Regions from separate parts of the Homo sapiens genome. Here all the other regions are linked to region 1. Evidence: chromatin loops called from intact Hi-C (ENCODE). Cell type or tissue: heart left ventricle. All regions are shown on one strand. Each heading gives the region's core, and the rest is flanking DNA. Links, peaks and the distances in the headings are about the cores only. Region 1 has its middle 28 kb from the start of EPS8L3. Region 2 overlaps LINC01768 (long intergenic non-protein coding RNA 1768). Region 3 overlaps LINC01768 (long intergenic non-protein coding RNA 1768).

Region 1 (10,431 bases), core at 2,009-7,008:
CCTGATTTGGCGCCCAGGCCCCTGTGTGTGGCCGCTGCCTATGACGGTGGGGGATATGCCCACAGCTTCCAAGTGGGAGTGGGTGGGTTAGAGTTTGCTTCCTGTGGTGGCGTTCTGAGGAAGCCTGTACAGACAGCTAGAGTGGACAGAGGTGGAGAGACTAGTACAGAAGTTATGGAAAAACCTCATTCTTCATTCATTCATTTAACAAATGTTTACTGAGCATGTGCTGTGTGCCAGGCACTGTGCTAAGCAGGTGCTATTAAGGGACACCCAGCCTCTTTCCAACCCACAGATCAAGGTCTGGGCTAATTCTGCCATGCCTTCCCAGGCCTCCTGTCCTTTCTTCCCAGGCTCTGAGGCTACACTTCTTGGTCCCAGGCCAAATCTGCTCTCTGCAGGGCCTCCTGAACTCCAACACAGCCTTTTTTCTGGGTTTTGCGCCCGCTCCAGTCATGCTCTGTCCTCTTCTTCTCTGGCGTTTATTGCTCCTCCCAGCTCTGCCCTCTGCACACCCATCCTTCAGTGCCTGGGTGTGGCAGAAGAGATCTCCTCCCCCCAGCTCTCCTGCTCTTGACATCAGCAGGAAATTCACAGAGCTTTTACTCTGGATCCAAACAAACACTCATGTGTTCGTGCATCTAGCTGAGAGCCCAACCTGGGTCTGGGCTGGCCTGGGAGCCCTGGGGGATACAAAGGTCCTTGTCCTCAAGACACTCCCAGGTGGAGGGGAATAAGCCCTGTCTACCGCCAAGAGCAAGACCACTCAATACCCAACGGATGGTCCCCATGAGCCAATGGCGGCCGTGGAAACATAGAGACCCAGTTCTTCCTGCTGTGTGCTTAACTTTCATGGGCTCATGGGTGCTTCACCACTGCTCATTAAGGCCAGCTCTATTATGGTACTATTTCACATTTGAGGAGACTGAAGCTCAGAAAGTTGACTAAACTGTCTGAGATTGCTTAGCTGTCAGAGGCAGCACGTTGGTTTGACCCTGGGGTGGTTGACTGCAAGCCCGCTTAGTGCATGGCCATTTCAGGAGAAGGATGTGAGAACTGGCAGGGATAGGGGGTGGTCGCTGGGGCACATCCCCAGTGGGCATCTTCCTGGACTTTCTCCAGGATGGGGAGTGATTCCACACAGGCTGACATGGGGTGTGATGGGCCTGGCTGCTGGCATGTGGCTCCCCGGCAGTGCCCCCACCCTTTGCTGGTCTCTCACCCAGCCCTCTCTCTGGTCTCCGGTTCTGTGGCACGTGCCTCTCTTCTCCCAGTTTGTCCCTCCTCCTCCTCCTAGACAAAGGTAGCCTGATACTGTGAGTCAGGATGGATTGGGAGCCAGGGTCATTAACTCACCTGGGCCTGTCAAATGGGCGTAAGCACTGATTATCCTGCAGGGATCTGGTGGAACTCAAACCATTGAAGATTACAGAAGGAAACTGCTATAAATATTTAGAGGCATGAGTCATTCATTCATTCGGCAAGTATTTATTGAGCGCATACTCTGTGGCAGGCCCTGCTCTGAATTTTAGGGATATTGTCCTGAGGAAGACAGCCTTAGCTCCTGCCCGCATGGGGCTTACAGTCTAGAGTGGGGTGGGGGGCAGACATTCAGTAGCCATGCAGATGAACACATAGGTACAAAGCAAACTGTGTTCAACAAGATTGTCAACAGGGTTGGAGAAATGCGTCCACAGCCTTTCCTGAGTAAGTGGGATTTCAGCTGAAGGATGACAAGTCAGCCTGCACAGGGCAGGGCAGGGGCCCCCAGGGCGTGAGTGCAAAGCCCTCGAGTGGCGGACAAGCCAGAGGCTTGCGACAAGGCAGCATGAGCTGGGGCGGCGCGGGGGGAGGCTGGGGGCTGACTGGCCGGACTGGGCATGGCCTTGCAAAAGAGAGCTATTGAAGGATTTAGTTTAAGTGGCTTAACAAAAATAAACCTCTATCTCTTTGACCTGGGTCTCTAGAGCTTCTCCTGCCTCCTTTGCCCTCAGTGTCCATTCTGTGTGATGAGAAGTTGGGCTTGGGGGAGGTCTCAGCCCTCACCCCCTTCTCGGGCAGAAGGGCAGCTGATTGAAAGCAGATGTCTCGCCCTGGTGGGGCCCAGCCCGGCTCCCCAGTGCTGACCTCAGACCTGCACCGCTGGCATGTCCAGGCCGCAGACTCTCTGTCAGCAAAGCCGCATCCGTCCTGCAGAGAGACGATCACTGTGGTTGCCCACACCCCCAACCCAGCAATTTCCCTACCACGGTGAGAAACCTCCCGTATTCTGGGGCTGGGGCCCAGCCTCCTCCTTCCAATTGCCTGGGGGAGGGAGAGACACCAATTAGGTTCTTGGAAAGGAACTAGGTTAGAAGAGGTATCTGTCACCCCTGCCCAGTTCCTCGGCACACCTGCACCAGCACAGCGCCAAAGGAGGCCACCATTATCCTATTCAGCATGTCCTTGGCTCTGGGCTAAGTGCTTTATGTCTTCCCATTTAACCTTCACAAACAGCTCCATGAGGCCCAACCGTTAAGGCAGTGTGTGACTGAGGCTCAGAGAGGACACCTTGTCACACGGCTGGTAGGTGCAGAGCTGGGATCTGAGCCCAGGTCATCAGGTCTGAAGTCTGTGACCCCAGTGGTCCTCTGCAGGGGGCACTGGCTGTTGCTCCTGTGCCTCTCAGACACTCCATGTGCCTGTTGCACCTGAGGAAGCCCAGGTCAGCTCCAGGCTGCTCGTGCCTCCAGGGACCTGCGTCTTGGCATAGGGCAGCAACATGGGCCCAGAGAGTGCTGGTGCGGCCTCTAGGTGGTGGCCTGGGCTCTGGACATTGTCAAGGGCAGTATGCTTGCTGTTGAATCAGTTTGGACCATGCCCAGGGGTCTCTTCGCAGAGGGAGTTACCATTTTAATTTTTGCCTTTGAACACCCCTGGGAACCACCCCCCATGCACCTGCCCTTTTGGGGCTGCTACGTCCATGAGGCCTCTGCTCCCCGGCCCCCACCATGCACCTGGAGGCATTCAGCAGGCTCCACAGGTTTCCCAGAGATGCCTCTGGTGTCCTGCAGCAACCCTAGTGGCCACTTCCCTCACTACCCCTTACTCTCAGGCCACCCTAGAACAGTACTCTCTTTCCTCTGCTCCTACAAGGCTGCTCCCAGCCCATCTGCAGACCTATCTGCCTCACCCCTGGCCGTTTCCCTGGTCTACTTCCTCTTCTCTGCCCATCCCAGCATCTCTGCCTGATCCCACCCCCTCAGAGAGATCATTTTGCTCTCAGTCAGTCAGCAAGCATTTACTGAGCTGTAGAGATATCCTGGCTGAGAGCTCAGGCTCTGAAGCCTGACGCCTGGGGCTACAGAAATGAAACCCTCCCGTCCCCTGCTCACCTCTGGTGCACCTGGAGCATAAAGAGAAAAGGCAAAGGCTCCACCGCTGGATGCTGGCTTCACTTTGGCTTCTCCCTGCTGCCTAGTTACTGAGAAGAAAAAAAATACGGCAGGAAGCCCCATATAGACCATTTTTTCCCTCTGTTCTGTGCAAGAGTTACCTTGGTAGTCTTCAGGTGACTCAGCACTGGGGTTTACTATGGAGGGTGGGTCTGGGGGTGGCGAAGGGGAGCAGCTTTCTGGGGACTTTCAGACACAGGAGTAAGGAGGCCATTTGTGTTTTGGGGTCTGTAAAGAAGGAGCCCCAACCCCAGTGTGGATCCTGGGGAAGGAAAAGGGACTCAGACTCTGACCGCAAGGGGTGGACCTGAAGCCCCAGCAAACTGTCAGCCATCCTCTGCCATCCTTGAAGTCAGCCCCCAGAAGATGCATGTGGCCTGTGTGGTGCTCTGGTTGGCACAGGACACTCAGCCTTCTGACCACGTGGGAGCAGTTATCCACAGGTGCCACCTCAGTGGGAACGGGTCAGCGTCCTGGTTCTCCTGGCCAAGGTGCAGAAGTTGGAGCCTCTACCTCCCCCTCCACTTTTTGAGTACATGAGACCTGGAGGTTCTTGGGCAATTTGAAAGGAGAGGAAGATTCCAGAGGAAGGTATGTTTTTCTTTCAAGTATAGTAAATTAGGTCTGGATGGTTTTAATTGAAATTATACAAATCGAAGAAATGCAATAGTATTTGTACCTCCAATATCTGCTATCACTCAGTGGTCACAAAAACATCAGTTCCTATTTATCAAAAGCTTATGGTATGCCAGGTCTCCCATTTACATTGTTTTATTTAATCTTCAGGACAAGGTAGGTACTTTCTGTCACCATTTTACAGATGAGAAAACTGAGGCTCTCTACAGAGAGGTTAACTAACTTTCCCAAAGTCACACAGATAGCAAAGCTGTGGATTGGGCTTATAACCCACATGTCTTTCACTCCAAAGTCCTTCGACCACAAGGTCCACTCTATTGCTCTGTCTGGGGGTTCTCTGAATCTGTGGGGACCCCAGAAGATATGGACCTGCAGGGAGAAGCCATGGGATCTGGAGGCCCAAGGCCTAAGGAGACCGTGGGGCCTCCTTCAGGTAACTGTCTTCGGCAGCAGCTGCATCCCATTACACTGTGGACAGCAGTCTTTAGAAAGCCACCTTCTCCTGGGCTGCAAAGGAACAGGGTGACCACAGCCTATGAACCCTTGGGGCCCCTTGAGTTCCCACTGCCTGCCCGGCAGGGTTTCACAAACGCATTGACATTGATGTTGACAGGGCAGCCTGTGTGGAGGGTGCAGGAAGCCCAGAGGCCTGTGGCTGCCAGCATTGCTCAGAGTTTCCGCTGAGCTCTTCCTGCAGGGCCCTCCTCAGGGCTCTGCTAGCCAGCGCCCCCTGTCTTGAGGCCTTCGTGGACCCCAGCTGGCTCTGAGACAAGCTCAACTGACTCCAGGGCCTCTGAAGGGCTAGGAAGGCCCCATTTTCTGGGTGCCGAGCCTTGGGTTAGCTTCAGAGGCCCTGGTGATAGCCTCAGGATATCTGAAGGTTTCTTAGGACCAACGCCACCAGGTGGGACAGAGGCAGTGCTACTTCCAGTCAGAAGATCCAAGTTCCACTCTCAGATCCAACACTCGCTGGTTCTGCAACCTCAGGCGGGTGTCTTTCCCTCACCGAATTCCCTCCCCTATCTACCTCACAGGGCTGTTTAAAACCCTTGGCAACAGGAAAACACTCGGCCAGTATTGGTGGCCCTAGTAAGGCTGTGGGCTGACTGTGGGCCTGCCCCTAATTGGTCTTCTCACCTGGAAACTCAGCGAAGAGGCTGGACTTATGGGTTCCAGAAGAGGGGCAGGGCATTCCAGGAGGAGAGAGGGCTGAGCCCAGGCACAGAGTTCAGAACACACAGGAAAGAATTGAGCTCTGTGCCAGAAACTGTTCTAAGCATTTTACACATAATAACTCATTTACCTCTCTCATCGTTCCCATGAGGTAGGCATTACTTCACCCCATTTTACAGATGAGGCAATGGAGGCACAGAGGGGTAAAGTAACTTGCTCAAGATCCCATCGCTAGAAGTGGGGAGCCAAGATTTGGACCTGGGCAGTCTGGGAGGAGACCACCAGTGGAGGCAGCGGTGGTGGGACTGGAAAGGTTGGGAGAAACGCCAGGGACTGGGCCGCATCTGCCCTGCTCACTGCTGCAAGGCCAGCGCCCAGAGCAGTGCTTAGCACATAGTAGGTGTTCTTAGCCTGTTCCTGATACATGAGCTCCGCAGGTGTGGCTACCTTGCTTGTCTGGGGACGCTGACATTTCACACAACACAGAGAGGTTGGGGTTGCTGCCTCTGCCTTTGGGCTGAGATTCAGCCCTTTTCAGTGGGGCTATTGGACCCCTACAGCGGGAGGGCCCCTTGTAGGAAGGCAGAAATTTAAAATCGTTCCTTAATCTCCCTTTGGCCCCCTCCTGTTAGGGCCAGCCTCGCCTCCTGTACCTCCCTGGGGAGTGTTTTTAGCTCCCAGAACTTGGGATCCAGGTGGGCTGGGGGGCTGGGGGAATGCAGACAAACGGAGAAGCATGTTCGCTGCCGGCAGAGGCTGCTGAGAGACCAGCCTGTTTGCATGGCTGGAGCGCTGGGGGCTGGTGAGAAAGGAAGCTTCCTACTCTGCAGCACTCAGACCCCACTAGGAATGTGGCTTGGGGCCAGGATCCCTCTGGGCAAGAAAGGATGACTCAGCAGAAACAGCGTCCTGGCCCCACAGGACAACTGGAGCCGCTGCCCTGGGGGCTGGTACCAAGTGGCAGAGCTGCTGAATTAATGACCCCTCCACCTCAGCTTCATCTCCACCCTCCTACACCTCATCCCCCACTCCCACTCTCCCAGGCCTCCTTTAGAAGCCGTTCTCTGGGCTGGGGTTTTAAGACTCTCAGAGTGGCAAGACCTGGCCCCCTCCAGAAACTTTCAGACGGAATTGGGAGGCGCCCCGAGGCTGGAATTGATAACTGGCGAGGGGAGGCAGCCAGCCTTCGAGGACCCCCGGGCCTGCCAAGGGAGTCAGCATGGAGTGAGGGGTGCATGGGGCAGTGGCGGGAGCTGGCCTGGGCGGGGGCCTGGGGAATTCCAGCCCAGGAGAGCCAACTGGAAGCACATGTGTTTAGATGGGCACGGAACCCATAAAGCTGCTTCTTCCAGCCCAGCTTCCCAAGGATTAAAGATCTCAGGAATCCTGGGAAATCTGTCTCCTTGTCACCAGAGGCCCCTCAGGACACAGGCTCCCGCCCCACTTGCACCTCAGGTCCTGAGCAGAAGTGGATGATGATGGTCGTGGTGAAAATGTGGATCTTGTGAGAGTCGGGGTGCAGCTGCTAGCGTTGTTTCCCACACATCCTGCTGACCGCTGTTACCTGTTTAATCCCAGGTGTTCCCCAGGGCAGCCTTATCAGGTGGATAGGTACCAGTATTACCCTCATTTTCTGCAGAGGAAACTGCCTTGCAGGAAGGTAAGTAGCTTGTCCAAGTTCACTCTGGTTGTGGCAGAATACATTTCCAAGGCTGGGATCTTAAATGCTCTGCTTGATCCTCTACCCCTTGGAGGAAGGAAAAAGGGTAGAGTTCCTGTGGCTCTGTCCCCTCCCCTGGGTGCCACGCAGTGACTGAGGGTCACCAGGGTCAGCCCATGGAAACGCTGACCCTTTCTAGGAGGCGTTGCAACATCCAGCAGTTTCCTGCGCAACTATCATAGGGGGCTTGGGTCTGGTGAGCAGTGAAGATCCTGAGATTTGGGGCTAGAAGACATGAGCCTGTCTCCTGACTTACTAGCTGTGTGACTTTGACGCTTAGCTTTGTCTCCCTGGACCTTGGTTCCCTCACCTATAAAATGGGAGAGAAGAATACAAAAATTTTCTCTCCGTGACCTGCCCCAGGGAGATCAAATGTAGACCCTAAGTCCGCTGCAGCCAGGGGGCCTAAGCAGACGGAAAGCAGTGGTGGGTGGCGAGGGTTGAGAGGGGAGGAGATCAGGGACAGGGGGCAGGAAGGGAGTGTCGGGGGCTGGTATCACACTACTAGGCTCCCAGGTCTGGAGAGAGGCCAGCAGAGATCAGGATTTCCTTTCATAACAGATTATGGAACAGCTACTTTGCACTAATCTATCTGCCTGATAGAGATCATCTGGGGATGACCCAGCAGCCTTTGGTGAAGACACAGAACAGAATGGCTGCATCTTCCCAGGAAAATCCCATGGGCAAAACGACTCTAGGTGCCAGATAACAGCCATTTTTTGGCAAGTGCCGGTTTGCTGACTTCCTTCTGTCCTGCTCTAACCTGGCTTCTGTTAGTTGACTGGTTCCTGTTGCCTCAGCAACAAAGCAATAATGGAGGTGGGTGTGAATGGCTATGTTAAATCACTTAATTATTGCAAACAGGCACTCTGCCAAACGGGGGTGGTTACAGCTATGTTAGACTTAGTCACTGCCTGCAACTAAATGTAGCTGAGATGGTCGTAATATGCACCACCAACAAATACATCTTGGTTGACTAAAGAACCTTTGGAATTATGAAGACATTAGACTACATCCATTACAGTTGTATCGCTGAGTCCATTTTATTATATTCAAAACCTTTGCAAACCAGTAATTTACATAGGATGTGTATGGCGAGGCTACCTCAGTTACCCAATCCTCAACTCTATAAGGTTTTATCAATAACAGCAGGTCCGTTCCGTTTAGGCTGTTATTATGGCTCTCTCCTGGAACATCCTGTAGTGGTTGTTTTTTGGAAACATCATTTGGTTCATAATCTCTTAGCAACAGGACTTTGAGGGCTAACGGCCGACGTATAAGCCCAGCAAGATGATTGTGACTCGTGGGTAGGCAAACCCACAGCAGCCAAGTCCAAGCACTCTCTGATTATGGGTTTAATTGTTTGAGGTCATTGAACGTCATGGGCACCCACTGCGGGTCAAACTGGCTTTGTTATCTGCCAGTGAGCATTTGCCAAGGCAGCCACACACCCAGGGCCCAAGGAGAACTTCCAGAGTCACCGAGTGCCCCAGGCGTCACAGCTTGGTCTTTCGGCTGCAGACCCTGGAGTGCCTGATGGGGAAGAGGAAGAAAGGAAGGAGGATTTACCTCACTCTGTGTATGCCTGGCACTTCACCTCATTGTATCCTCACAGCCCCCTGTGCAGCAGTGTTAGGACTGTCTTGCCAGGCTGCAGATGAGGAGGCAGCCGCTCAGACCGGGGAGTCACTGGCTGCGCTCACAGGTGCTCACAGGCTGGCAGAGGCAGGATTCTGATCCAGGTCCTCCCGAGCTCACAGCCTCTGCTCTTTCTGCTCTTTCCATGCAAACGCCCACGCCTATGGGGACAGCTGGGTCTTTCCTGGATGTTTGGTCTCCATAAGATTCTGTTCCAGAGTGGAGCATGTGAGGGTCATTGCCACAGACCCATTCAACATGTCAGAGGCCACGCAAACAGTGTATACATCTGGCGCCACTGAGCCCAGCACTCACAGGCAGCCTGGGGCCTGCCTGCCTGCTCTCAGTTTGCAATTCCCTTTTTATTTGAGTTCTCTCTGGTCCCTCCCAGAGATTGAGACTGTAGTTTGCCATCTGTATTTAGTAGGAATTAAAAGTTTTAAACATAGCTACCACTTTTTACTATGAGCTGAGCACATACACACTGCTATTTACTTCTTAAAACCTTGTAAAGATGTGATACTGTTGTCCCTGTTTACAGATCAGGAAATTGAGGGTCAGAGTGGTTGGATGATTTGCTCTAAGTCACAGAAAACAGGTTTATTTTTTATTTTTTATTTTTTTTTGAGAAGGAGTCTCACTCTGTCGCCCAGGTTAGAGTGCAGTGGCGCGATCTCGGCTCACTGCAAGCTGTGCCTCCCGGGTTCACGCCATTCTCCTGCCTCAGCCTCCCGAGTAGCTGGGACTACAAGCGCCCGCCACCACGCCCGGCTAATTTTTTTTGGATTTTTAGTAGAGACGGGGTTTCACCGTGTTAGCCAGGATTGTCTCGATCTCCTGACCTCGTGATCTGCCCACCTCGGCCTCCCAAAGTGCTGGGATTACAGGCATGAGCCACAGTGCCCGGCCTGGAAACAGGTTCTTATTGTGATACCCACAGCCCATCCTCTGCCCTGCCCTGCTGCTCCATTACTCCTGAGCGGAGGTGGACACCCGGAGAAATATGCAGTTTTGTGCTTTGGGTCCCTGCACTCACAGGGGCCTCTTCCAAGGCCCCAGAAATCTATTCAGATGGTCACATATCTTTGTAAAATTTGCAAAGGTAAGATATTTTTATCTTCTTTTTATAAAGGAGCATCTCGCATCCCCTCATTGTATAAACCTCAGTTTCCACAGAACCTAGATCCAACCTGCTAGTGAGTATATACCTTGAACATTGTACCTAAGAATTTACTCTTCCTTCTAGCCACCACCACTTAATTTTTTCTCCTTGGCACTTTTCATGAATACACTATATACTTTATGTATTAACCTTATTTATTGTATTTTTTTTTTTTTTTTTTTTTTTTTTGAGACGGCGTCTCGCACTGTTACCTGGGTTGGAGTGCAGTGGCGCGATCTCGGCTCACTGCAACCTCTGCCTCCCAGGTTCTCATCCCTCAGCCTCCTGAGTAGCTGGGACTAAAAGCATGCACCACCACGCCTGGCTAATTTTTATATTTTTAGTAGAGACAGGGTTTTGCCATGTTGGCCAGGCTGATTTCGAACTCCTGACCTCAAGTGATCCATCCACCTTGGCCTCCCAAAGGGCTGGGATTACAGGCATGAGCCACTGCGCCCGGCCAATCTTATTTATTGTAGATTGTAGGCTCTACTCAACAAGTTTTTTTAGGTGAATGAATGCAGCCATCATCCTTATACTTAAAAGAGTCCTGTGTCATAGACAGAGCCATGATTATTTTCACATTCTAGACAAAGACGTGGAAGATGACATGCTCAAAGGCACCTACTAGCAAAGCTAATCCCTTTTCTATGTTCTGAGCTCCCTTT
Region 2 (10,094 bases), core at 5,095-10,094, 55 kb after region 1:
GTGTACATTGATAATAATATTGTTATGTAAAATTGTATGCCATAGAAGTAATCAAAATTCCTAGTCAATTGTAGCTTTAATAGGGCTTTAAAATTTGTGCTATTGGAATAGAGAAAAAAACCAAACTTCTAGGACTGTCATGGAGAGCTAATGTGTTAAACATTGCTAAACATTTTGTTTCCAGAGTCAAGGGAACTTATTTCTTTAGAGGTATTTGCAACTTTTAACAAATGAATAAGATATACTCCTGAGAACAAAATTTGGAGCATATTTGTTCCTCTCTACCTGATTTCTCCAGAATTTGGAAATTATTTGTGAATATTCTCAATTTATGGCAGTATAGTTAATTGTGTAAGTGCAATAAGAAGCTATTTTCTTCTGTAACAGAACACAGTTGGAGAAACTGATTATTTTACCAAGGTTTTGAATGGAATGGCATGCTTCCTTTAAAGAATCAAAGTTGACTTATAGAGCCAATTAAAGCCTGTTGGGGAATCTGACCTCATACCTTGTCTGCACAGTGTCCCCGTACAAGGTTCCTGACCTGTGGTAAGTAAGGAATTTCACTTTCTAACAGGCCCAGGAACCCCAAGTTGTCTTGGGACCTCAAGAGGAGAGGAATTTGCCCAACTCATAGGTATTTGTCGGTACAAACCCACAGCTGGGCTTGGCTTTTAAAAAGTCTTATCTGAGATTCTTCATGGAACAGAGTTCTATCAAAGCCAATTAAAAAAGTCTACATGAAAAATAATTATTCTTGCTGTACTTTTTACAAATAATTAGGCCAATTACAGTAAGACTAAAGTTTATTTTGTAAACGAATCAGTTCTATCATGATTTGTTTTTAAAAAAATGAAGACTGGAGAGAGAAAATTTATGCTTCAAAAGAAAAACTATAGTACACTGTTGTTAGCTATTCTTGAGGTTTTTTTCTGTAGTTTAGACTAAATTCCAAATTCTTTGTGGGCTAGAAGTCCTCAAACTAATGCTTTCAAATCTTTGTTTTTAAAATTGGGAATTGTACTCCTCAGCCTAGGACTCATTATTTACCTTATAATAGGCTGTTTCACTTAAACACTGTAGTAAAACTATAGTTGAGAGTACTAATGTTTTTGCCATGAAAGCCCAGCCAGGCCTGCATGAGTCACTCAGACAGTTACAAAGCAGTTCAACTCTTCTCACCTTGGGATGCACTCCCATTTCCACTACGTCCTCTGTTGGCAGGAAGAAGCCAGAGCGATTTACAACCTTTTCCCATCTTCATAGCCTACATCGTAAGACGAGGGCATTATAAAACCCAAAGGGAAGGATTGAAACTGCCTTTGCAATATTATGACTGAGACAGTGAAAGAGATCTAAGTATACTGACTCCATCTTGTTTCTAACCTCCAAGCTGTCCTTGTAGGCTGGGCATAGACTGAACTAACTTTGGGAAAAAACTTAGTTTATAGTTTAAACAAAGATGGTAACAGCCCTTTCCCAAAGCAGGCCTCCTTCTTGCATGGGAACTAGATTGCCTTTGTAGGACTAACATTAGCTGCAAGATTAGAAATTATGGTTTAGGAGTCATGCAGCTGGAGGCTACAAGATTCTGAGCCTCCCTAAATAGCTTCCAAGATCAGAGCTTGAGATATTTTGCAGACCCTGCACTTAATGGATCAGCTGGCACCACTAAGATCAATAAACTGGCTCATCTGATCTTGTGACTCCCACCCAGGAACTGACTCAGTGCAAGAAGACAGGTCCGACTCCCTATGATTTCATCTCTGACCAATCAGCACTCCTGGCTCACTGGCTTAGTTATCTTTAAAAACTCTGCTCCCCAAATGCTCAGGGAGACTGATTTGAGTAATAATAAAACTCTGGTCTCCCACATAGCTGGCTCTGCGTGAATTACTCTTTCTCTATTGCAATTCACCTGTCTTGATGAATCGGCTCTGTCTAGGCAGCAGGCAAAGCAACTTTGGGTGGTTACACAATGAAAATATTAAGAAAAAATTTTAAATGTTTTACCGAGTTCAAAACAAGGAGACTATTTTATTGATTAAAATGGTTTGGGACTTAAGCGCTTTTTAAATTAACTTCATATTTTGGAGCTGCCAGTCAGATTCTCCCAGGGCTGAGATAGTGGCACTTTGCCATAGACTGGTTTCTGCCATAGGCATGTTTAGAAGGACAATGTCCCTCTTCAAGGATGACCTGTTCTACTTTGGGTGAGGATGAATGGCAGGAAATCTTCAGGCTAGGGGTTTGCAAACAGTAAGCAATACAAATACATTTTATGTCGCAGTCCTGAATATATAAACATATGTATCTAGGTGAAGCAAAAATTCCATAGAAACAACACTTAACCTCACTCCAAGTGATGCACTCATATTTTCCAGGCCAGTGCTACTCGAAGTTTGGTCCCTGAACTGCTTGCTTATCACCAGCCAGGGAGGAGATGAGTGCAGAAAGTCAGAGAAATTAAAGTGTTTTGCACATTAAAAAGTGTCGACATCATTAGCCATTAGGGAAATGCAAATCAACACTACAATGGAGTACCACATCACACCCATTAGGGTGGCTATGATAAAAAAGATAGATAATCTTAAGTGTTGGTGAGGATGTGGAGAAATTGGAAACCTCATGCATTGCTGGTGGGAATGTGAAGTGGTGCAGCTGCTGTGGAAAACAGTCTGGCAGTTCTTCAACAAGATAAACATAGAGTTTCCGTATGACCCAGCAATTCCATTCCTGGGTGTATACCCAACAGCTTGTACATGAATGCTCATAGCAGCGTTATTTATAATAGCCCCAAAGTGGAAACAACCCAAATGTCCATCAACTGATGGATGGATAAACAAAATATGGTATATCCACAAAATAGAATATTATTTGGCAATAAAAAGAAATGAAATACTGACACATACTGATGAACCTTGAAACATTATGCTAAAGAAAGAAGCCAGTCACCAAAGACCACATGGTGTATGATTCCATTTTTCTGAAATGTCCAGAATAGACACATTTATGGAGGTAGAAAGTAGTTTAGTGGTTGCCTAGGGCTGGGGTAATGGGAGTCTGAGGGAAATGGGTATTACCTGCTAATGGGTAGAAGGTTTCTGTTAGGATTGATCGAAGTGTTCTAAGATAGATTGTGGTGATCTGTGAATGTACTAAACACCATTGAATTGTACACTTTAAATGGGTGAATTATATGTGAATTATATCTCAATAAAGCTGTTAAAAACAGAGTATTTGGCCAGGCGCGGTGGCTCACGCCTGTAATCCCAGCACTTTGGGAGGCCAAGGCGGGTGGATCATGAGGTCAGGAGATCGAGACCATCCTGGCTAACATGGTGAAACCCTGTCTCTTCTAAAAAAATACAAAAAAATTAGCCAGGCCTGGTGGCGGGTGCCTGTAGTCCCAGCTACTCAGGTGGCTGAGGCAGGAGAATGGAGTGAACCTGGGAGGCAGAGCTTGCAGTGAGCCGAGATTGCGCCACCGCCCTCCAGCCTGGGGGACAGAGCAAGACTCCATCTCAAAAAACAAAAACAAAACCAAAACAAAAACAAAAACAGAGCATTTTAGACACTTACAGTAAGTTGACATTAGTATGATATCTATGAGCATGATCCTTTTCCTAGTAATTCATTTTTATTGTTTTATTGCATTTTGCAAAAGTATCCATTCATGACAGATTGGAACTGAAAAAAAAAGCAGATCCCTTCGCAACCAGCCGGGCCAACATGGCAAAACCCTGTCTCTACTAAAAATACAAAAATTAGCCAGACGTGGTGGCACACACCTGTAATCCCAGCTACTTGGGAGGCTGAGGTGGGAGAATCACTTGAACCCAGGATGCGGAGGTTGCAGTGAGAAGAGATCATGCCACTACATTCCAGCCTGGGCAACAGAGTGAGACTCTGTCTCAAAAAAAAAAAAAAAAGTAAATCCTCTATAATTGATCCTTTGAAAGGCATTGTTCTAATCTATTTTGCTATTTTAAAAAAATTCTAACAAGGAGGAACTGGTACCATTCCTTCTGAAACTATTCCAATCAATAGAAAAAGAGGGAATCCTCCCTAACTCATTTTATGAGGCCAGCATCATCCTGATACCAAAGCCGGGCAGAGACACAACCAAAAAAGAGAATTTTAGACCAATATCCTTGATGAACATTGATGCAAAAATCCTCAATAAAATACTGGCAAACAGAATCCAGCAGCACATCAAAAAGCTTATCCACCATGATCAAGTGGGCTTCATCCCTGGGATGCAAGGCTGGTTCAATATATGCAAATCAATAAATGTAATCCAGCATATAAACGGAACCAAAGACAAAAAACACATGATTATCTCAATAGATGCAGAAAAGGCCTTTGACAAAATTCAACAACACTTCATGCTAAAAACTCTCAATAAATTAGGTATTCATGGGACGTATCTCAAAATAATAAGAGCTATCTATGACAAACCCACAGCCAATATCATACTGAATGGGCAAAAACTGAAAGCATTCCCTTTGAAAAATGGCACAAGACAGGGATGCCCTCTCTCACCACTCCTATTCAACATAGTGTTGGAAGTTCTGGCCAGGGCAATCAGGCAGGAGAAAGAAATAAAGGGTATTCAATTAGGAAAAGAGGAAGTCAAATTGTCCCTGTTTGCAGACGACATGATTGTATATCTAGAAAACCCCATTGTCTCAGCCCAAAATCTCCTTAAGCTGATAAGCAACTTCAGCAAAGTCTCAGGATACAAAATCAATGTACAAAAATCACAAGCATTCTTATACACCAACAACAGACAAACAGAGAGCCAAATCATGAGTGAACTCCCATTCACAATTGCTTCAAAGAGAATAAAATACCTAGGAATCCAACTTACAAGGGATGTGAAGGACCTCTTCAAGGAGAACTACAAACCACTGCTCAAGGAAATAAAAGAGGATACAAACAAATGGAAGAACATTCCATGCTCATGGGTAGGAAGAATCAATATCGTGAAAATGGCCGTATTGCCCAAGGTAATTTACAGATTCAGTGCCATCCCCATCAAGCTACCAATGACTTTCTTCACAGAATTGGAAAAAACTACTTTAAAGTTCATATGGAACCAAAAAAGAGCCCGCATCACCAAGTCAATCCTGAGCCAAAAGAACAAAGCTGGAGGCATCACACTACCTGACTTCAAACTATACTACAAGGCTACAGTAACCAAAACAGCATGGTACTGGTACCAAAACAGAGATATAGATCAATGGAACAGAACAGAGCCCTCAGAAATAACACCGCATATCTACAACTATCTGATCTTTGACAAACCTGAGAAAAACAAGCAATGGGGAAAGGATTCCCTATTTAATAAATGGTGCTGGGAAAACTGGCTCACCATATGTAGAAAGCTGAAACTGGATCCCTTCCTTACACCTTATACAAAAATCAATTCAAGATGGATTAAAGACTTAAACATTAGACCTAAAACCATAAAAACCCTAGAAGAAAACCTAGGCATTACCATTCAGGACATAGGCATGGGCAAGGACTTCATGTCTAAAACACCAAAAGCAATGGCAACAAAAGCCAAAATTGACAAATGGGATCTAATTAAACTAAAGAGCTTCTGCACAGCAAAAGAAACTACCATCAGAGTGAACAGACAACCTACAAAATGGGAGAAAATTTTCGCAACCTACTCATCTGACAAAGGGCTAATATCCAGAATCTACAATGAACTCAAACAAATTTACAAGAAAAAAACAAACAACCCCATCAAAAAGTGGGCAAAGGACATGAACAGACACTTCTCAAAAGAAGACATTTATGCAGCCAAAAAACACATGAAAAAATGCTCACCATCACTGGCCATCAGAGAAATGCAAATCAAAACTACAATGAGATACCATTTCACACCAGTTAGAATGGCAATCATTAAAAAGTCAGGAAACAACAGGTGCTGGAGAGGATGTGGAGAAATAGGAACACTTTTACACTGTTGGTGGGACTGTAAACTAGTTCAACCATTGTGGAAGTCAGTGTGGCGATTCCTCAGGGATCTAGAACTAGAAATACCATTTGACCCAGCCATCCCATTACTGGGTATATACCCAAAGGACTATAAATCATGCTGCTATAAAGACACATGCACACGTATGTTTATTGCAGCATTATTCACAATAAGAAAGACTTGGAACCAACCCAAATGTCCAACAATGATAGACTGGATTAAGAAAATGTGGCACATATACACCCTGGAATACCATGCAGCCATAAAAAATGATGAGTTCATGTCCTTTGTAGGGACATGGATGAAATTGGAAATCATCATTCTCAGTAAACTGTCGCAAGAACAAAAAACCAAACACCGCATATTCTCACTCATAGGTGGGAATTGAACAATGAAAACACATGGACACAGGAAGGGGAACATCACACTCTGGGGACTGTTGTGGGGTGGGGGGAGGGGGGAGGGATAGCATTGGGAGATATACCTAATGCTAGATGATGAGTTAGTGGGTGCAGCGCACCAGCATGGCACACGTATACATATGTAACTAACCTGCACATTGTGCACATGTACCCTAAAACTTAAAGTATAATAAATAAATAAATTAATTAATTAAAAAATAAAAAATAAAAAAATTCTAGTTTTCAGACACTAAATTGATTTCATTATCCAATGGGTTGTGACTTGTAGTTTGAAAAGTACTGCCCTGGGGGCACGGCACCCCAGCAGGGAAGGTTTGGTGACCTCAGCAACTGTCAGAGGTGAGTGGTGCCTTCTGGATAAACTAACACCTTGATCTGACTCTGCCCAGTCTCCTGCTCCTACATCGCATGTTCACACACAGGCCTTCCACTCCCATCCTACCCAACAACTTACTTTCCCCAACATGGCAAACCAGTTGGGATTCCAGTGTCTTTACAAATGATTCCTCTGCCAGGAATAACAAAACTTCAGTGCCATCCACCTAGAAAACACCTTGTTATTCTCCAAGTTGCAGCTCAGACATATTATCTCTACCTGGACCCACTTCCTCTTTGCTCCTCTTACCCCAAGTCCATAAAAGCAACCATTACACAGCATGGCAATCACACCGTTGCTGGTCCATCTGCCCCAGGAGATGGTGAGTTTCAGTAAGGTAGGTAAGATCTTTTGTTCATCTGTGCATCCTGGCGTTCACCAAGGGGTCAGATGCATGGTCAGTGCTCAGAGCATAAATGTAGCATAGTTCACCCCTGTTTTTATGACAACTGGAATCCTTCCTGTCTGCTACACTAGACAAAGAGCTAGGCAAAAAGCCCTCCAAGTAGAATCCTGCCCTTCCCACATCCTTGGCTTGGGGGGTGGGTTCCCCTTCCCTTGTATTTCTGGGCCATTTTACCCAGTATGGTGGGTTAACATGGTGACTCCTGTTTCCTGGCTGCTTATGTGTCTCTCATTCCTTGCATCCTCCACCTTGGTACTGATGGACTTCTCTTTCTGTTTCCTACTGATATCTGGGGCCACGGGGTAAAATTTCCCAGCTTCTTTGATATGGGAAATCCTTATTTTGTACTGTGCCTTACAGATGGCAATTAGTTTCTAATCATGTTGCTTAAAAGAGGATCTCCCTTTTTTCCCCGTTCCTATCTGACCTAATTTTTTAATGTCTAGCTAGATCCAGGATACAATCCATTTATGACACATAATATTGTGTTAATCCTGTTGCTTTCTCTCCCTTTCCCTCAAGCCCTTGACCATTTAGCAGTATTAAAACATAAAAGGTCAAATTGCCTCCGACTTGAGGTGAGCAGCATAAAGAAATCAAGGGAGACAAACAGACTAAAACACATCGTTGACATGACTTAGAAAGGCACAGCAAAGTAGATGGAACTAAGCCCCATCTGGCCAAGTTTCCCACAAATTAGAGGTAAACTATATCTCATTACCATTAGCTACTTTCAAGCTGAATTGGGACTGACTTTGTGTTTCTGCCTCAGTAACGATGCAGTGTAGTACAGCACTTAGGAGCAAGGGCTCTGGGAATGCAATGTGTGAGTTCGTGCACTGGCTCTACTATTTACCAGCTGTGTGATCTTGGGCAAGTTACTTAACTTCTCTGTGTTCCTAGTTTCTTTCTGTAAAATGGAAATTGTATTTGTACACAACCCATAGGTCTGTTATAAGGATTAAACAAGTTAACATAAAAAGGGCATATAACACTGTGCTGACCTAAAGTGAGTGCTCAATAAATTTTAGCTATGATTAACTATTTCTGAGGACCTACTCTTCACGTATTCATTAAAGCTATAGATCCAAGGAACAATGAAGCAGGAATTGATTTCTCATACCAAGCCTGTACCAGACCTTGCCTTTCTGTAGACACTTAATACCTCATTTAATTTTTATAGTAACTCAATGAGATACATTCTGTTACCCCCATCTTATAGCAGAATTAAGCTCAGAAATGTTAGGTAAAAAGAGAAAAAGAAATCAAAGAACACTACTGTTCAAAGTAGGGCAAAATGACTGATGATTTAAGGTTTTGTTGACAGTTTCTCTCAGCCGAGATCAAAGCGCTAATCAGTAGGAGGTGATGCTTGATTGCCCATCTAAGGATGGGAAAAAGCTGGCTGGAGCTGGTTCCTGAAACACACTCCCAAGTATCTGAGGAGAGCAAAAATCACCCAGTGATCATTGAACAGGCCCCAGAGACAAAAACTCCTTATCTGAGGGATTTAGAAGGGAGCAAAGACCACCTGGTGACCATCAAACAGGCCATCCGGAGGCAAAACTCCTCATCTGGGGAAATTAGAAGTAATTAGACTTTCCTATTATATAGAGCAGACATCTGGTTCCAGATTTCTTTCCCCCACAAAATTTATACGTAACTGGAATTTATTTATTTATCTATTTATTTATTTATTTATTTTTTGAGATGGAGTCTCGCTCTGTGGCCCAGGCTGGAGTGCAATGGCGCAATCTCAGCTTACTGCAGCCCCTGCCTGCCAGGTCCCAGTTCAAGCGATTCTCCTGCCTCAGCCTCCTGAGCAGCTGGGACTACAGGCACGTGCCATTATGCCCAGCTAATTTTTGTATTTTTAGTAGAGACGAGGTTTCACCATGTTGGCCAGGCTGGTCTTGAACTCCTGACCTCGTGGTTCACCTGCCTCGGCCTCCCAAAGTGCTGGGATTGCAGGTGTGAGCCACCGAGACTGGCCCATAACTAGAATTCTTATAAATCTCTGGAATGCCATGCCAAAACTCATTGTGCAACCTAAGGCACCAAAATTCTACAAATGTAATCATGTATCATGACTTATGTGGCTGGCTAGTATGGTTCAAATTACCCTCAAGCTCCTGCCTGAAGGTCCATAAGTACCCCTAAGGAAAAATCTACCATGGCAAGTTCAGTCCTCTCCCTGAGGTGTCCTGCTGCACCCTTCTGCAGTGTTTTTTCTAATAAACTTTCCTTTTTCAAACATATCCTGTTGCTGGTAAGTTCTTTTTACCAACCCGCGAGTCTACCACTTCACAATGCCAGGGTTCTGACACCGCCCCCACAACCCCCGGCAGTATCCTCTCATTGTAGCCTTTAGGCCTCTAAAGGATTCTGGTGAGAGGGAAATTATAATGTCCCCAATTCATGGCTGGGAATCTGAGCCAAGTCAGGTGGCCAGTGAGTGACAGAGCAGTGCCAGGAACTCAAATCCTTTGATGACAGTGATCATTGACCACAGGCAGCCTCACCCAGCTCGCTGCTCCAATGGCACTGACAATTCAGACCCATGCTCAAGCCTTGGTGATTTGTTGAGGAAGAAAATTCCCATGCACCAGTGACATGCTCAGCCAAGAAAGCTCCACACTTGGACTCCCACACACGCGCCCACCCTGTCAGAGCATCTGGGTCAGGAGGTAACAGTCAAATTACCTCTTCTCAATCCCCTTCCCCTCTGGTAAGTTTCTCCCTTGGTGGTTCTTGGTGGCCTTTCCCACCAGTGGTCCTCAGCAGGGACCACATCAGCTCATCACAGAGGTTCCCATAGTCTTGAGTTGGAAAGAGGGAGGGATTGGATATTGATCCCTCTCTTCCTAGTTGATGGAATTTTGTTGAATCTGATTTCAA
Region 3 (10,431 bases), core at 3,416-8,415, 110 kb after region 1:
ATTCATGTTATTGCCACCAGTCTCCTAACATTACATTGCTTCTTAACTGATTTATCTGCTCCACCCTTTCCCTCCAACTTTCCCCAGCTCCCCCTTCCAGGGGAGAGAGGACAAAGAGAGGACACTCCTAGAAATAAACTCTCCAAAATACACCCTTCCCACAGCCGTCAGCAGAGCCTCTGCAAAATGCGGGTCAGTTTAGATGACTCCTGTCATGGAAACTTCTCAGAGGGTCTCTGTGTCTACAGAACAAAGACGACACTCCTTGCTTAGCACGATACCAAGACTCCTCCTCGCCTGACCACCTACATCTCCTCCCTCCATGTCCTATGCGCCAGTCCCTGTGGGCTTTTGTATGTTAGCTGTAACAAAGCATGTACTTTCCTGACTCATGCTCTCCTCCTGTTTCTCTGGCTGGCAAGAGCCTGTGCATCCCATAGGGCTTAGCCGCAATCACACCTTCTCTTTGGTGCCTTTTTTATCCTCATAGTTCAAAATTAATCAGCCCTTTCTCTACAACAAAGCCAGCATGTTGTCAAATCTCTATTTAGCATATATTGTCAGCCTTGTATTGCAGTCAACTGTTTAGAAATCGTTCATGTAACACTTATCTATAAATATGTTTAGTTGTGTGAGACGCTGAGGACACAAAGACAGAAGGCCAGTCCCTGCCTTCAGAGTGTTCATGTTTTGGTGATGGGGGAATGGGAGTTTCTGCTAGGCTGCCAGGCAATGGCACAGCTTAGTGGTATATGCTGTGATGCTTGAAGGACGTCTACCCAGACGAGGGTCAGGGAAGACTTCCTGTGGGAAGATGACATCTCAGCTGAGGCTGGAGGGAGGAGCTGCCTGGCTTTTCAGGTAATTCCACCATGTAGTAGAATTACCAGTTTATATGTCTCTCTCCCCAGCTACAATCTAAATTTCTGAAGTTCAGAGAAATGTTTTACTTATCGCTGAGTCCCCACACCTCATTCCAGAGGCTGGCACATCTTAAACCACAGTGATGATTGTTAGGATGGGCCTCTAGACTCCTGGAAGGCAGGAGCTCTGTCTTCTCCATTCTTTTATTCTTCTCTCTTCCAGTGCCTTGTAGCGAAGCCTTGGCAGATTGGGTGTTTTCTGAAATGAGTTACAAGAGAGCTTCCCGGAAGTAGCAGGTGCTCTGGGGACACATGAGCAAACAGTTGGCCTGGGATGTGTCTCAGACTAGACAAGTGCACACAACTCATGTGACTGCTGTCTAGACCCCAGATGCCAGCAAGCTGATGCTCATCCCAGCTGGGCTCCCTGAGGCTGGCTGACCGAACAAGACCTCCCAGCTTTGGCCTGTTGTCCATCATTCTTTCCTACACGCTGCCAGGAAACGGACAGGGAAGGGGCACTTCCAGCAAGCAGAGACAGGGCCAAGAACTCCAGGGACCAGGCTGGAGTGACTTACCGGGACAGCGTGGGGGCACACTGAGATGCACCAGCAGAATGCCTCCTGCCCGGGCTAGAGATTGGACCCCAGCATGGTTTTGGAGGCTGTAGATTCAGCAGTTGTGGTGTCACGAGTCACTCATCTCAAATAAAGGACAGGGGGAACTCAGTGTGAGCCCCAAACAAGAAGCTCACAGGCAGCTTCTGAGCCCTGGGGAGAAATTGTTTGCTCCTGGGCTGGGTGGTAAGGGGGGGTTCTCCAGTGGACCCTCCTTCCTCCACCTACTTGCCACCAATTTGTATTGGGGAGGGGTTGGTATGCAGAGGGTGAAGACAGTATCATAAAAGCAGGAAAGTGTCCTGAATTCCAGGGCTGAGGAAACTCCCCCTGGGGCTCTATAGTTCCTACCAGGAAGTGGGGAATTCCCAGCAGCTTGCAGTGGGTGGTGGGGAGGTGGAGAGGGAGAAGTTTCCAGAGGGTCAGGGCTTCCTTAGGAAGGGCCCTCCCATCCTGAGGCAAATCTCTGCTCATCCCCTGAAGGTAGAAGTGGGCTTTGGGATCCAAGGTGCCCTTTAGCTTGGGATGTAGGGCATGTAATTCTTACTCAAAGGACAGCCTCTCTCCTCAGGCCTCGGCAAGGAGCCAAGACAGACGCCCTCTCCTCCAGCAGCCGGCTCCTTGGGGCTCCTCCTCCTCCTCTCCTCCCAGCGCTCCTCGCTGGACTTCTTTATTCCCCACATTGTCTTCTCATCTCCCTACTGAAACTAGGAGAAGGTGGAGGGAGGGCCTAGATTGTTCCTCTCTGAAAGGGTCCCCCAGTTGGGTAAGAAGAGCTGGTCTGTGGTCACGGCCTACAATCCAGTAAGCTCGGGCTCTGCCTGTGGCCAAGTTACTCAGCTACTCCAAGTCCAGGCTTGCTCCTCTGTAAAATGGGGATGCCCCTTTGCAAAGCTGTTGTGCTGAGCCATTGCATGTCAGACTCCTTGCGAATTCGCTTTAGAGATTGTTGTTCATTAGTCGAACATCCATTCAGCACATTTATTGTGTGCTCAGTGTGTGCTATGTGCTGTTCTGTGGGCTGTTCTGTGGGCTAAGAATGTAGAGTGAACAAAGCAGACAAAACCCCTGTCCTCCTGGAGCTCACACTTTAGTGGGGAAGATGAACAAGAAGGAAGCCAGCAAATACACAAACATGTAATACATAATAAATATAATTGCCTTCCACGCAAAAAATAAGGAAAAGTGACAAAGGGTGGAGAGTTCTATCTTAGGATGCTCAGCAAGAGCCTCTCTGAGGAGGTGACATTTGAACAGAGGCTTGAATGTGGTGAAGGGGAGGGCCAGGTGACAATATCCAGGAGGGCCTTCCAGGAAGAGTGAGCAGCACCAGCCAGTGCTCTGAGGCAGGGAGCAGCTTGCTTAGGGACCAGCAAGGAGTCGAGGGGTAGTAGTGGAGTGAGCAGGACACAGTTCCGGGGAGAAGAAGTCAGAGGACAAGGTAAGGCCAGGTCCCCTAGGGCCTTGTTTGTCACTTTAGGGAGTTTGCATTTTATTCTAAGTAATGGTTTTGAACAAGGGAGTGACATGATCTGATTTATGCTTTTAAAATATTACTCTGCATGGAGAATTTGCTGGCAAAGCGGGGCCAGCAGAGCAGTTAAAGAGGCTGTGGTCATTATTCACCACAGCGCTCCCCGTCTTCCATCTCTCCTCAGCCAAACTCCTCTTTTCCTCCCCACTGTGCCTGGAGTCTGTCTGCACACTCTGGAAGCTGCAGTGGCCTACCCCAGGGGGCTTTGGCAGCCTCCAGCTCTCTGAGGCTTGCAATGTTCTTGGTCCGCTCCTCCTGTCAGGAATCTCCACTCCCTGGTACCTCGGTGCTGCACCACACAACCTAAAGCACCCATCTGAGGCACAAAGCGCAGCACTTGTATAAGGTCCACTCTCTGACCATCCCTTCTTTCCTCCTCTGAGGGTTCCTCTCCTCTACCTGAGGCAGAGGTGTTGCAGACCTCGGGTTCTCTTCCAGGCCCCTTCTCTTCCCACTCTGACTGAAGTTCTGCTGTCACCCCCACCATCCCGTTCCCTGCCACAAGTGCAGCTATGGTGCTTCCTGGTGAGTCAGATGCTCCCGGTTGCATCCCATCACCAGTGTCTACTAGATGTCCACACTGGGCATGCCTCAGGTACCTCCAAAGTGAAGGCAAAGCAGGCAGACTAAACCCCTCCCCTGAGGGAGGTCTCATTCTAGTGATGGAGATAGAGAAACACATGCACAACCTACAACATATCAGTCGGGGAGTGATAAATGCCAAGATGAAAATTAAAGCAAGGGAAGCACATTGAGAGTGATGGCGGTCAGGGTCCACTCTAGACAGAAACTTGGATTATTTGGATGCACAAGCCATGTGAGTGTCAGGGGACACAGTGTTTCAGGCAGAGGAAAGAGCAAGTGCAATGGCCCCAGGTGGGAAATGAGATGTAAAGAAGGCGAATGTGGCTGGAGGCTAAGGGGGAACACGACTCACGCCACCATGACCTTGGCCCAGACTGTATAAACCGTTCCCATGTAAAGTCTCCCCACCTGCAGCTCACCCTCCTCCAATCTGTGGTCCCCACTCCAGTCACTCTGGACTTTCCAAGATGCAAATTTGCACACTGTGAACCTCTGCTATAAACCATTCACTGGCTTCTCCTGGCTCTTACGATAAAGACCAAACTGTGAGGGACCACTGGGCCACTCCCCGCCTCTTCTCACCACCCACCTCACACCTTCTACTCCAAATTTTATGACCAGCTTTCAGTTCCTAGAATGCACTGACTCTTGACTGAGGTCTTCCTACTTTCTGGTTCCTCTGGTCCACACATTTTTGCTGCCAGCTTCCAGCCCTTATTCCCTTACCCACCTACCTCCTACTCACTCCCCAGGAAATCAGCAGGGGTGTGACCTCCACCAGCCACCTTCTGTGATCTCGAGGTGGGTGAGGTGTCCCTCCCAGGTGCTACATTGCAAGTGCCTGAGTATGTCTCTGTACCTTCTGCAAGCCTGACAGGCCCATGAGTGCTTGTCTAGCTCATTGGAGGTGGAAACTTCAGCTCATAGCACTGGACTCGGCACACAGAAGGTGCTCATTAAATATTTTTTGGATAGATGGAAGGGTGATGTGGGATTGGAAATGGGAATGGTGCATCTGGAAAGGAAAAGGCATTCCAAGGAGGGGGATGATGGAGAAGGGCATGGCGAAGGCAGAAGTGTGGAGACGGCTGTGTGTGCTGTGTCACATGCAGGAGCAAAAGAGGCCAGCCTGGTGGAGCAGAAGGCATGAAGGAGCAGGGGGTGAGGAGGTCGAAGAGGAGGTTGGGGCCAAGTGAGGGCATTTGGACTTCATTCTGGAGGCAACAAAGAGCCTCTGAAGATTATAATCAAGATGTGACATGGTCACAGCTGTGTTTAAGGACATCAATCTGGTGTGACCTGCAGGTGAAACTGCAGGACAGGGAGGAGTTAGGGGAGGGATTTGGAGGCCACCTCCACTTTTGGGGGTCAGCAGGCAGACTATTCTGAGCCCCTTCTTCAGCAGGAAGACCCTGGTCTAGCCACAAGCCTCGGTGACCCTGGACAGTGAGCCTCCCCTCCTGGTGTTCCTCCTCCCCTCGGCAGAGGCAGATTGCCCTTCCTGGTGACTCACCCCAGAAGGGTCAGCTCTAAGCAGAAAGTCATTGTTGACAGGAAGAGGGGTCAGACTTTCCCTTTTCCGGCCAGCTTCCTGGGTACCAAAATAGCAACGCGGCACAACAAAGAGTTGGGGCGGTGGAGGCCTCCCAAATGGGCTGGAGGACACACCGACCCCACCCCATGCTGCCCACCCGCCTGTGGGATCCACCATGCCACATGACAGCCAGCCTGACAGCACCAGTCGCTGGTGAGTCTGGTAGCCCTGGAAACCCTCTCACAGCCAGCCGAGATGTGAGGGACACAGAGAGAGGAGGTGCCATTTCAGACCCCTATGCCTGGCACGTTGGGGTGAGAAGGACACACCAGTCAGAGCTGGTTCTGAGGCTCGCATCCGGAGGGAGATCCTGGAACCAGGGCTGAGGCTCGCATCCTGAGGGACATGCTGGAACCAGGGGGCATCCGAGTTGGGGACACAGTCTGGGAAGGTGTCTAAAGGAAGTGAGAATTGAAGGAGGGACAGAGCGCTACCCAGAAGGGCATAACTAGAGGCTGGGACCAGGTCAGGAAACATGTCCCTCAGGTGTAGAAGCTGCAAGTGAGAAACCAACGTGGTAGGAACCTCAGCAGGCTGGCTCCAGCTCCAGAAGCTGTTGGAGTTGAGGATTTGTTCTCTGTAGAGGAGCAACATCACCTGTGTAGTCTGGTTCCTAGGCTAGGCCATCCTCTAGAATTCTGTGTGAGCCAGAATGTTCAACTAATAAGAGAAGGCTGCACATTGTGGGTGGAGAGCGGGAAAGAGAGGGGGCTTGCAGCATCTGCAGGGGCCAGAAACTACATGCACAGAGAAGCTTTCTCAATCGGAAAAGAGCTTAGGAAACATTGAACTGGAGAACAACGGAAGCAAACCTGTGTCCGGGAGTGGCTCCAGTGAAACCCACCTCTTTCTCTGTGTATGGAATTCCAAACACCCGTTGTACAGGAGGAAGCAGCTACAGATCGTCCTACTCACCAGCTGGGTGGCACCACCGGCTTTAAGTAATGGGTAAACTGGCTCAAGCAAGCCTGGGACTCAGAGACAGATGTGCGAAGCAGAGATGTTGCCATGCCTAGGCTGAGGGCTTTCAGCCAATCGGTGAGGGGAATGGAGGAGAAAGGAGAGAGGGGTGTTGGGTTGAGGGCCGGGATGTTAAGAAAAGGATTGTATCCTGGGAGATGGGCTAAGGATCAAGAGGATGAGGAGAAACACCCCCTCCCACAGCCTCTGCAGCACCCAGAGTTGCAAGATCCAAAGAGATGTTCCTTTCTGTCCTCTCTTTGCTGTCCCCCTCCCCTCCTGGCCCTCCCAGCATTGCAGACCCTTGCCTCTGGTTTGCAGCTGGGCTAAGGGCAAAAGCAGAAGCAAGAGCCTGAGCTGCTTTTTCCTGCCTGGATTTCTGTTCTTGCAGTTGCCACAGAGCTGGCTCCTTCTCATCATGCTAGTCTTGGCTTAAACGTTACATCCTCCAAGAGGCCTTTGCTGGCCACCGCAGTGACGTATTCCACCCTGACATCACTATCACAGTCCCTGCTTTAGTTTTAAGACAGCACTTACCACGAACTGGTATTTTCTCTCGTTTCCTTGTTTATTTTTGTCTCTGCCATCTAGAATGGAAGCTCCCCGAGAGCAGGAACCTTGTCTGTGTTGTTCATGGCTATATCCCCAGCACTCAGAACAGGGCCTGGCACAGAGTAGGTGCTCAAATATTTAGTTGATTCATGATGAATAATAATTGCTAACATTGGTTGAGTGTTACTACATGACAAGTACTTATTTCACATATTAACTCATGGGCCAGTGAGCTATAGGCCTCTGGGCAAATCCAGCTCCCTGCTTGTTTTTATAAATACATTTTATTGGAACACATGCCTATCATGTACATATTGTCTATGGCCGCTTTCATGATACAATGGCAGAGTGGAGTAGTTGTGACAGAGCCTGAGGCCTCCTAGAAGTGCTAGAAGCTTTTCCTTACCCCTCCAACACTCTGCCACTCACACTTACCACACCGAGCCAGTCTCCCCTCTCCACTTTGCTTTTGCTGCTCCCTCTGCCTGGGACCCCCTTCCCTGCCCCACCCTTCTCTCTTTTCCTTGGCTCACCTGTCATCGGCCTGAAAGCTGCACCTGATCCTGGACCTTCTCTTGGAGGCTCCCAGAGCAACCTGGGCTTCTTTCTCCGCAGCACTAACTATGGGATGCCATCACTGGCTGCTTACCAGGCTCACTCACCCCTTCCAGCTCTGCTGGACTGTGAGCTCATTGACAGTAGACTATCTTCTACTTTGGAAATCCCAGCACTTAACCTTGAGCCAGGCACATAGTAAATATTAAGTAAAGATTTATCAGCCGGGCACAGTGGCTCACACCTGTAATCCCAGCATTTTGGGAGGTCGAGTTGGGTGGATCACTTGAGGTCAGGAGTTCAAGACCAGCCTGGCCAAAATGGTGAAACCCCATCTCTACTAAAAATACAAAAATTAGCCGGGCATGATGGTGGGCGCCTGTAGTCCCAGCTACCTGGGAGGCTGAGGTGGGAGAATCACTTGAACCTGGGAGGCGGAGGTTGCAGTGAGCCAAGATCGTGCCACTATGCTCCAGCCTGGGTGACAGAGCAAGAGATCAAGACTTTGTCTTAAAAAAAAAAAAGATTTATCCCGTGGATGGCTATCCGATTTTTGTCAGACATGGGATGAATAATGGCAGATTCTAAAAATATTTACTATCTGGCCCTTTACAGAAAAGATCTGTAGACCCCTGTAGTAACTCAGTTAATCCTCATCAGTACAATTAAGGTCAGTGCTGTTACTATCTCCATTTTACAGATAAGGCAACTGAAGCACAGAGGCACAGAAGGCTTGTCCAAGGTTGCATAGCTAGTAAGTACAGAGGCTGGAGTTGAATCCAGGCAGTCTTGCTCCAGCCCATGTTACTAATCATTCCCTTTCTAAGAATGTTACCTGCTTCATTCCCTTTCTAAGAATGATCAGGAGGTGGTGGGTGGGGTGGGAGGGATAGGCTGGCCAACGTCATCATGGGAGCAGCACAGCAGGAAGGAGAGCTGGAAGTCCAGCAGAGCCCTGATGACCCAGGGCTATTGTTTTTGAGGCTTGGCCTGATTCTGGGACCCAGAGCTCTCAAATTCTGTTTCCTAGAGCCGGAGTCCTACCCATAAACATACATAAACACCCCCAACCTTCCCAATCTGAAGATTGAGTGTAGAATATTCCCCACTTAGGACTTGAGGTCTCAACATTTTCCTTAAACTTTGACCCCTGCTATGAGTTGTCTACATGAGAATTGTCTTAGTCTGTTTTCTGCTGCTATAACAGAATACTCGAGACTGGGTAATTTATAAAGAAAATAAATTTATTTCCCCAGTTCTGGAAGCAGGGAAGTCCAAGGGCATGGCCCCAGCATCTGCATGGCATCTGGTGAGGGCCTTCTTGCTGCGTTATAACAGAGTAGAAGGGCAAGCAAGCATGTGAGACACAGAGAGAGAAGCATCAGGGGCCAGACTCAATGGATAACAGCACACTTTCATGATAACATTAATCCATCCATGAGGACTTCCCATCATGGCCCAATCACTTTTTAGTAGGCCCCACCTCCCAGCATGGTCATATTGGGGATTAAGTTTCCAACACATGAACTTTTGGGGGATGTGTTAAAACCATAGCAAGAACAAGGATCCAGTAGTCTCTGATTTAACACAATTTAGGTTAATTTAAGGTTGAATACACTGTTATTTAAAAAGATGACGGGTGAGGTGGCTCATGCCTGTAAACCCAGCGCTTTGGGAGTCCGAGGCAGGTGGATCACCTGAGGTCAGGAGTTCAAGACCAGCCTGGCCAACATTGTGAAACCCCATCTCTACTAAAGGTACAAAAATTAGCTGGGCGTGGTGGCTAAAGCCTGTAGTCCCAGCAATTCAGGAGGCTGAGGCAGGAGAATTGCTTGAACCCAAGAGGCGGAGGTTGCAGTGAGCTGAGATCGTGCCACTGCATGCGAAACTCCATCTCAAAAAAAAGAAATTTTTTTTTTGTAGTTCCACAAAAGAATGATCTGGCTTCTATGGGCTTCACAGTTTAAACATGTTCAAGAACTTCCCATTCTTCTGATGTTGAAATTTGGATGCAGTCCAACTCAGAGGTTAAAACACACACACACACACACACACACACACACACACACACACGACAAGAAGTAAATCCTCTAGAATCAGAAGAAAAATTGCAGCCTTGAAAATCACAGCTTTACTCATGAGGCCGCCTAGAAGTGCTAGAAGCTTCTTCTTACTTATAAGAAATGAAAAAAAAAAAAGGGGGCAGGTGTCGAGGAGGATGGGAGGATGGGACAAGCTGCTGGAAGGTGTAGTGAGCGCTGAACAGGTCAGCCCCATCCTGGTGCAGAGGCCTGGTCTGAGACGCTCCGCCGTGGAGGCATGTCCTGGAAAGTGTATGCTGGTGAGGAGCAGTGGAAAGGCTTCCCTACTCCTAATCTTCTGGACTTTGGAGGCTGCTCTAAAGTTTACCAAGACTTCACATTTGCCATCACATTTGCTCATGACAAGGCCCTGAGGGAGGAGTTACTTCTATCCCCATCAGAGAGGTTCTACAGTTTGCCAAAAGTCACACAATAAGGGGCATGACATGATGGTCCTCCTCTTGAATAGATTCCTTGCTTATGGAGCAATCTCCAGATGATTCACTGGGGAGCCTGAAAGAGGGACAGGGTCATTTGGGTGGGGACTGAGGTATTTCAATTCGCCTGTCTCACTCTCCACTGTGCTCCGGTACCAAGACCTAGATCCTCACTCAGTATTTGTGCAGGGTATTGAAACTCCATGTCCCTACTCTAGGCAGGTACAGGTGTGTAGGGCAGGCACAGACGGAAGCTGCAAATAAGCTGGCACAGGGAAAAGGGTTAGGAGAGGGATGTAAAGTGCCACTGAGATTCTGAGGAAGATGAGACCATGTGGGTCAGGGAAACAGAACTCTCGTTGGTGAAGAGAGCAGCCGAGAGGGCCTTGAGGGGGTTTATTTCCACAGGTGGGGATGGAGGCATAGTGACACCTTCTGTGGCTTTGCCTCTGCCAGCCTTGCCAGACTTCTTCCCCTCCAACCCTCTGCCACTCACACTCACCACACCAAGCCAGACTCCCCTCCCCACTTTGCCTTTGCTGCTCCCTCTGCCTGGGATCCCCTTCCCTGCCCCTCCCTTCTGTCCTTGTCTTGGCTCACCTGTCATCATCCCTGAAAACTGAGCCTGACCCTGGACTTTCTCCTTAAGGCTC

The links. Peaks named below come from ENCODE experiments on the same cell type or tissue, not always from the same donor. Only the 100,000 strongest peaks of a DNase experiment are listed, where the experiment ranks them.
Region 2: it touches region 1 in a loop (2.1-fold over the local background); 5 of 110 quality-filtered maps call a loop at or near these places.
Region 3: a loop joins it to region 1, with 2.7 times the contacts of the local background. A loop is called at or near these places in 13 of 110 quality-filtered maps.

Annotation. Positions count from the first base shown.
Region 1 is chr1:109,786,220-109,796,650 of GRCh38, forward strand. No RefSeq gene overlaps it. Among named protein-coding and RNA genes, the nearest start is that of EPS8L3, 28 kb to the left of the region's middle. RefSeq lists enhancers at 628-1,511, 1,512-2,395, 4,941-5,000. In heart left ventricle, for the core only: CTCF peaks have their summits at 4,817 and 5,995; DNase peaks (open chromatin) are centred at 2,152, 4,762 and 6,092; H3K27ac peaks cover 1,009 bases.
Region 2 is chr1:109,837,788-109,847,881 of GRCh38, forward strand. The region is part of intron 4 of LINC01768 (long intergenic non-protein coding RNA 1768); the gene reads left to right. Among named protein-coding and RNA genes, the nearest start is that of LINC01768, 15 kb to the left of the region's middle. In heart left ventricle, for the core only: no CTCF peak of the experiment used is centred there; no DNase peak of the experiment used is centred there.
Region 3 is chr1:109,890,864-109,901,294 of GRCh38, forward strand. The region is part of intron 4 of LINC01768 (long intergenic non-protein coding RNA 1768); the gene reads left to right. Among named protein-coding and RNA genes, the nearest start is that of CSF1, 15 kb to the right of the region's middle. In heart left ventricle, for the core only: no CTCF peak of the experiment used is centred there; a DNase peak (open chromatin) is centred at 5,338; H3K27ac peaks cover 801 bases.